Regions from separate parts of the Homo sapiens genome. Here region 2 is linked to region 1. A link is a contact called in ENCODE Hi-C data. All regions are on one chromosome and are shown on one strand. The core of a region is the stretch at or near the end of the contact, and the rest is flanking DNA. Distances in the headings are between cores, read along the strand shown.

Region 1 (3,950 bases), core at 899-3,398:
TGTCTCTAGTAAAAATTAAAAAATTAGTCGGGCATGATAGCACATGCCTGTAGTCCCAGCTACTTGGGAGGCCAAGGTGAGAGGATTGCTTAAACACAGGAGGTTGAGGCTGCAGTGAGCTATGACCTTGCCACTGCACTCCAGCCTGGGCAACCAAGCAAGACCCTGTCTCTAAAGAAAGAGGAAGGAGAAAAAAGAGGAAGAAGAAGAAGAAGGAGGAGGAGGAGGAGGAGGAGAAAAGGGGAGAGGGGGGAGGGGGAAGGGAGACAGGAAGAAAAAGAATAAGAAAGAAATGCTTTGTTTGGTGTGGTAGAGGTGGAGAAGCATCATCCAGCTCCCTCTTGAAGGACTTGCCACCCAGCTGTGGGTAGTGAGATGAGCAAACCACTTTTGGCTGTCAGCCCCTTCTGATTGACCTCATCTGCAGACAGCCATCTTGCCCAGTCAAACCCTTCCCAGGTCAGCTTGCATCTGACAACTGAACGAGGCAGAAGCAGAAACACCCAGCAATGTTGACCTGACCCAGGTCAGCTCTAACACGTGACACTCATTCCTGAGCTCTGTGCAGGGTGGGCTGAGGTTTTCATTGTGTCACAGCTTGGCTTCTCACTGAGCCCAGTCCCACATCTTCCCCTCTTCCTTTCACAAGAGTCGATTCCTATTAAATGTCTTGTAACTCGAACTCTGTCTGTATGTTTGCTTCAGAAAATCTAAACCTGTGACGGTTAGAAATGGGGGTGGGTCAGAAAAATTTCAGGCAAGGAGCTTGTACCAGGAGAAGAGTGAAGAATCCCATACCCCTAGGAGGCCATGTGGATGTCTGGAGATGGAGAGGTATATCAATAGGGAAGGGGGACCCAATAAGGGTCAGAGGTCTCTGATGTATGTTAGAGAAGAAGGAATTTATTCCTTTCTTCATTCAATGATCACTTGTAGGGAAGACACTAGGGTAGGCGCTGAACTATGGGGATAAAAAGACACATTCCTGATCTCAAGGAGTTACAGACCAGACCCTTACACTCAGAGAAATGCAAACTTCCTAGAACTGGAATGTTTCAGGCAATAAAGCTTTTTGGAGATTAACTTAGATCTAAAGATGGTTTAGATACTTCAAAAATCTAGACCTCTCAAACAAAAGAAAAAGGAAATTCACCCATCTAATCCCATCTAATTCCCAGTAGCACTCTGAGAAGACCTAGAAGAGACAGCAGTTCAAAGACCCTTTTTGTTTTCTATTTACTTCTTAATCCAAGAGCCATACAGCATTGTTTATAAGAATAAATTCTAATAGAAGTCACTATCTTCCAGCTCCTATACACACCATAAAATAATTAATAATAATAGTAATAAAAATGAGGCCCAGAAACACCAATTAAAGTGGCCCAAGAGTAGTGTGGCAAAATTCAGGTGTCTTGACTCTGTATTGTCTCCCTAATCTTAATTGTGACCTTGGCCTCTCTAGTAAAAAAGGTATGAGATGCTCCCAGAAAAGGATAAATAAATGTAAAATTATAATAACTGAATCCCTGGCAGTCTCCTATCAAGGGCAAAAATAAAGAAGATATAAAGAAATATGCTCTGTAACTTCCTAAAAGGCAACACGAATTTAGAGCAAGCTCCCTGACTGCATTTGCAAGACGTGGCATGAAGATATGGATCTCTGTGCAGCAGGACATTTTCTGTCTTCTTCCAATGGAGCACTTTCCACAAGACTAATATTCACAGGACATAGTGTTACATCTTGGAGTTTCCCTAAAGCTGAATAGAGTAACATCTTCAACTTTCCCTATCCTAAATGACATATTCTACTTCCCTAAAAAGATAGATCTATTTATGTATAAAGAACTTGATATCTTCACTTCCCCTGGATCCTCTCCAATATTCTCCCCCAATCCACATCCCCAAGGAGTTGATGTCATTACTTTCTTTAAAAAAGGGTTGCCAACTGTTATGGTTTGGATTTGTGTCCCTGCCCAAATCTCATGTCGAATTGTAATCCCCAGTGTGGGAGGAGGGGCCTGGTGGGAGGTGATTGGATCATGGAGACAGATTTCTTCTTTGCTGTTCTCATGATAGTGAGTAAGTTCTCATGAGATCTGGGTTTCTAAAAAGTGTGTGGCACCTTCCCCTTCTCTTTCTCCTGCTCTGGCCATGTAAGACATACCTCCTTCCTCTTTGCCTTCCACCATGATTGTATATTTCCTGAGACCTCTCCAGCCATGCTTCCCGTACAGCCTGTGAGCAAAATAAGTGTTACTGTCTTAAGCTACTGTTTTGGGATGTTTTGGAAACAGTGAAACATGATCGAAACAGGTTCTGAGAACTCGAAACTAGATGCTGCTATAATGAAACCTAAAACATGGGTATTGCTTCTGGGACTAGTTGGTGGGCAGAAGTTGGAAGGGGCTGAAAGAGATTTTTAGTAGAAGCTTGGTAGACCTTGAGGAGGCTATTGGTAGATTGTTACTGAAAACTGGAGAAAGGGATCCTTGTTATGTAGTGGCAGAAAGTTTAGCAAGATTGTCACCTACAGTGACGTGGAAAATACAAATATACCTAATAAACTGGTAGATTGGGCTAAGAAAAATTCTAACCAGAATGTTGAAAATGCCAGGGAGTTTCTTTTAGTCATATATAATAAGTGTGTAGGGAGAATGAATTTTAAAAAAAGGAACTGTTACATTTTCAGGAAAATTTTAAGATAATCTATTAAAGATCCAAGATGTTACATTCAAATATAAAACTATTTCTCTTTGTCAGTCTCTCCATAGAGCAGGGGATTCTCAAATTAAGAAAAGGTGTCAGCTCAAAGATCAAACTCAAAAGCCAAAGACCTTTTGTTTGTACCTTAGAAAGATATAAGGTAATGTCTCATAAGCCCTTTGAAACAGAGTTCCTCTAAGGATCTAAGCATATGCTAGGCATATTCTCTCAGTAAACAATGAGTCTTCTAATAATTTTAAGGTTATGTGGTCCCATCACAGCCTTACAGGGATCTCAGGTAGAGAATGGCTTATGTCAAAGAGATTCTTGTCTAATGGAGTATTCCCCAATAAGAATCACAGGAAGTCCTGGAATTTTAAACAGAATTGTACAATCATATTTTGCCAGCTTGAACTTAAAGGAACAGAAATAGTATTAAATGAAAAGAGGTCCAAGAACCAAGAACCTGGAGGGAAGACCCAAGAGCAGTAGGGAATCCAGGCAGTAGGACTGAGACCTAAAAAAAGACCTGCTTGTGTTTGCTGTCTGGATATCAGAGTTGCTATGAGCCAATGACTGTTATGTGCTCTCATTTTCCTCTATTTAAAACAAGAGTGTCTGTAGTGGCTGTCCTATGTATACTTTACCATTGAATATTGCGTATGTAGGTTGCAAATAACTTGTCTCTTAGTTTACAAGTCTTCAGATTGAGAGGATAAATACATAAGAAATCTCACTTGAAGAGCTTCATCTGTACCTGCAACTGAGCCTTCTAAGAAGAGAATGTAGGAGTGTATCTTGCATGTATATATAAATAATCTGCAGCCAGTAAGTGGACTTTAGAATTTTAAAACATGTCTACAATTTTTAAAAACATTTTTCTTAATACAGATGAAGTCTAATTCCTATCCCCTTGAATATGGGGTGACCTTAATAATTCACTTTTTAAAAATAGAGTGGGATGGAAGTGAGGCTACATTAATTCCCAGGCTGGGTCTTACACAGTAATACAGTGTCATCTTGGCTCTATCTTGAAATGCTCACTCTCGCACCGCAGCCGCCTTGTGGTGAGGAAGTTCAGGCCACAAGGAACCTCCCAGGGACCCTAGCACTCAGCCCCAGCTGAGCTCCCAGCCAAGAGCCAGCACCAACTTGGCAGGCATGCGAGTGGGCCATTCTGGAAGGGCATGTGCCAGTCCGTCAAGCCTCCCCCTGCTGATACCACATAGGGCAGAGACAAGTCTTCC
Region 2 (3,950 bases), core at 653-3,152, 730 kb before region 1:
TAATTTTCTAAAGAGATGGGGTCTTGCTACTTTGCCCAGGTTGGCCTCAAACTCCTGGGCTCCAGCAATCCTCCTGCTTCAGCCTGCCCAATATCTGGACTACAGACACAAGCCACCACACCCAGCTAGAGCTTTTTCTTTCTTTTCTTCTTTTCTTTCCTTTTCCCTCCTTCCTTTCCCTCCCTCCCTCCCCTTCCTTTCTTCCCTCCCTCCCTCCTTCCTTCCTTCCTCTCTTTCTCTCTCCTTCCTTCCTCCCCTCTCTCCCTCCCTCCTTCCTTTCTTTCTCTCTTTCTCTCCTTCCTTCCTTCCTTCCTTCCTTCCTTCCTTCCTTCCTTCCAGGTCTCTCTCTACCCTGCTCAAGCCATCCCCCGCCTCAGCCTCCCCCACTCCCTCAGAGTATCTGGTACTACAGGTGCATGCCACCACATTCAGCTAGCTTTTGTATCTTTGTAGAGACGGGGTTTCACCATGCTGCCCAGGCTGGTCTCATACTCCTGGGCTCAAGTGATCCTTCCGCCTTGGCCTCCCAAAGTGCTGGGATTACAGGTGTTTACCACCACACTGGCAGAATTTTATTTCTTAAAATGATTTTTGCTGTTTTTTCCTTTATCTTATATTGCCTAAGGGCTTTCTTTTTTTTTTTTTTTTAATATTTTTAAGTAAACAGGGTCTCAAGCCTTCAGCCACCCCTTCATCTCTTATATTTCCCTCCAGTGAAATCATAGTACTATGCACAGGCCTGGGTCTCCTTGTCTTTCAACAACTTTGGCTTCCACTGGGGTCTTGAAATCCCTCCGCCATCAATATACAATAAGAAATCCAGCTTTTCCACTCCAGCTGGCAGCTTTTCTGCTACACAGATTAGCTTTTTCATGAACAAAAACTGGCACATCTGATCTATTGGAATTTTATGGCTGCTTAATGGAATTTATTGAAGGCAGCTCAGCAAAGTAGTGTTGCTATGTCTAGTCATGCCTCAGGAAGTGTCTGTACTTAAACCCCAATATGAAAAAGCATTCAAATCCCAGCACTTTGGGAGGCTGAGGCAGGAGGATCGTGGGGGTCGGGAGTTTGAGACCAGCCTGACCAACATGGAGAAACCCCGTCTCTATTAAAAATACAAAACTAGCCGGGCGTGGTGGTGCATGCCTGTAATTCCAGCTACTTGGGAGGCTGAGGCAGGAGAAGAACTTGAACCCGGGAGGCAGAGGTTGCAGTAAGCCGAGATCGCGCCATTGCACTCCAGTCTGGGCAACAAAAGTGAAACTCCATCTCAAAAATAAATAAATACATACATACATAAAATAAAAAAATAAAAAATAAATAAAAGGCCCCCTTGCTTGAACAACGTCCCCTGCAGATACTTTCTGGGCACAAGGGACGCCGTAAGGGCTCCACTTTGCTTATCTCCGCGCGAATCTTTTACTCATCCTGACACGGGCTAGTTCTAATTGATAATCCGTCTTGCTTCCTGGGAATCCCCGAGGAATTTTTAAGAGAAAAATGCAACTTGTTTTGTGAACGGAAAAACAAGTTTGGCTAAGAGTAAACAAATAATAATGAAAGAAAAGCTCATGAGAAAAATAAAAATGAAACAAAAGCACTCTTTCTTTCCTTTAGGGCAGTGCAGGGGACGGAAGGACAGTGGGAGAGGGTGGGAAACGCAGAGGAGGCGGCTGAGTTTATTTTTAACATCAAGTTAAAGACATACTCTGTGTTCTTTCCTTTTAAAAATAGGCTTTTAACGTCTTGAAGCATTTTGACTATTCTGCCTGTGAGGTAAAACCCCTTTTGTGGCTGGCAACTCCCACTGGGTCTTTTCCCATCATTAAAGGCTTACTGGCCAAGTAGTTAGAGCGTTGGAAAAACCCCAGCACTTTTCTTCAAAGGTTCCTCATTAGCATATGCACACAGCTTCTGTGCGCAGAGAGGCTTAGAAACCCTGGCTGCTTACCTGGAGCTTGAGCTTCCTTGCATTTTTCAGAACTGATGGTTAGGGGAAAATCCTCTTTTTAAAATAGTTTGGATTCATGAAATAGTGGAGACAGTCTTTTTTCAGTCCACTGCAAAATTTATTAGTTGAGTTTATGAATAACGCAACATACCGACACCTATAAAATTTGATATGGGTGAACAGATATGGTAATAGCTAATCTCTAACACTTTTTGAAGGCTTCCTATGGGCCAGATACTGTCTATATGCATTTAATGCTCTGAACAGTGCTCTCAGGGTACATAATATTATCATCCCATTTTACAGATGAAGAAACTTGAACTCAAGGCTATTAAATAACAAACTCAGTGAGTGAGTTTGGGGGAAGAGATTCAAACTCAGGCAAGACAGTCAGTTCAGGTCCACTGCTAGCCCATACCATAAGTACATAATTAGAAAAGAAGTCCCTACTTTAAGATATTTTTGCTTCCATCTTTTGGAAAGTTATCAAAAATACCAATTTTGTTAGAAGAAGACATTTTGCTGCCACTTACAAGACTGTTGTCACAATAAATATATAGATCTGCAATGTGTTGATGAGGTGAAGCATGCCCCCTTAGATGTGACAAACTTGTGCAGTGCACAGCCTGCACAAAGGTCCATGACAGCTGTTCGGTACACGTACACATGCAAACACACATGTACGCTTCCACAGAAGAAAAAAAAGGCTGTTTTAGTTTAGTCTTTTGGTCTTTTAGAGGTAACCAGGCTGATCTGACTTCAGGAACAGCTCTTCTATGTGGCTCAGTCTAGAATGAGTATAGATCATATAAAAGGGTCTGAAACTGGTTGTATTTGTACATAGTTCAAAAATATCCTACTCTTACTTCCTCTTTGCTTCTCCTCTGGGGAATAAACACTCAATAAACATTTTACACAGGAAGTTCCGTGTACATAGGTGTGTTAAAGGATGAGGATAAAATAAATAGAATAGTTCACAAAACTGGGGAGATTAAACTTTTATTACAGAAAATTTCAAACATATACTGAAGTAGAACAAAAAGTATAATGAACCCCACTTTCCTCCATGAACCTAACATCCAGCTGTAAAAATCATCGACTGATGGCCATTCCTGCTTCGTCTGGATTTCCACTCGCTCTCCTCCATATTGAAGCAATTCCTAGACACATCATTTTAGCCAAAAATATTTCAGTACATTTCTCTTCAAGATATGAAATCTTTTCAAAATATAACCACAATACCATTATTACATCTAAACAGAAATAATAAAAAGTCTTTAATATCATCATATAGCCAGTGTTCAAAATTTTAACTGTCTCTCAAATGTCCCAAATTTTCTTTTTTCATTTGTCTGTTTTTACCTTGTGTTTTTTGAAATGGGAACCAACTAAGTTCAAACATCCCATTGGTTGTTACGTTTCTTAAGTCTCTTTTAATGTACAAGTTCTCCCTTCATCTTCCTTCATCTCTCTCTCTCTCTTTTTTCTTTTTTTCCAGAGTCTGCATTTTGCTGATGGCATCCAAGTAATGTTTAACGTGGTTCTCTGCTGCAGAATCCTTTCTGTATCTGTATATTCTTTTAAGGTGCTTGGGTGAATTTGATCCATAGCCAGGCTTGGAAAATACTGGAGAAGTTGTGTTTCTGCTTCTGGATTTCTTAATGTCTTTTATCTTTTTTTTTAATTTCATTTTTCTATTTCTTTCTTTTTTTTTTTTTTTTTGAGATGGAGTCTCGCTCTGTCACTCAGGCTGGAGTGCAGTGGTGTGATCTTGGCTCACTGCAAGCTCCGCCTCCCAGGTTCATGCCATTTTTCTATTTCTTAAATCCTCTATAGGAAATAAGGATTTCTTAATGTCTGGGTTGAAAAAACAAAACTCAGAGGAACCTGAGTACAATCATAAAAGTACATGTCCACCACCTGTTGACAGACGATGAATGTTGGCTTGAATATAGAGGGCATCTAGAATCCCTGGGGCAACTAAGGGGGCTGCAGG

The links. Hi-C counts contacts between places; a loop is a spot of excess contacts on that map. Pooled maps may share reads with other maps.
Region 2: a loop to region 1 is called in a pooled map, with 3 times the contacts of the local background. The contact joins the enhancer-like site here to the promoter of CLLU1-AS1 in region 1. A Hi-C loop is called at or near these places in 2 of 37 single-sample maps with no recorded cell type and 2 of 50 pooled maps.

What each region holds. Positions count from the first base shown.
Region 1 is chr12:92,431,197-92,435,146 of GRCh38, reverse strand. CLLU1-AS1 (CLLU1 antisense RNA 1) reads left to right here and starts at 2,148. Exons shown (of 3, transcript NR_144319.2): 1 at 2,148-2,237. RefSeq lists enhancers at 354-413, 434-493, 1,957-2,256.
Region 2 is chr12:93,165,868-93,169,817 of GRCh38, reverse strand. All of the region lies in intron 3 of LOC643339 (a long non-coding RNA gene), which reads left to right. Among named protein-coding and RNA genes, the nearest start is that of LINC02412, 6.5 kb to the left of the region's middle. RefSeq lists an enhancer at 1,578-2,127. Within about 2 kb of position 1,902, at least 8 of the 41 ENCODE cell types and tissues checked have a DNase peak (open chromatin) inside an H3K27ac peak, as active enhancers do.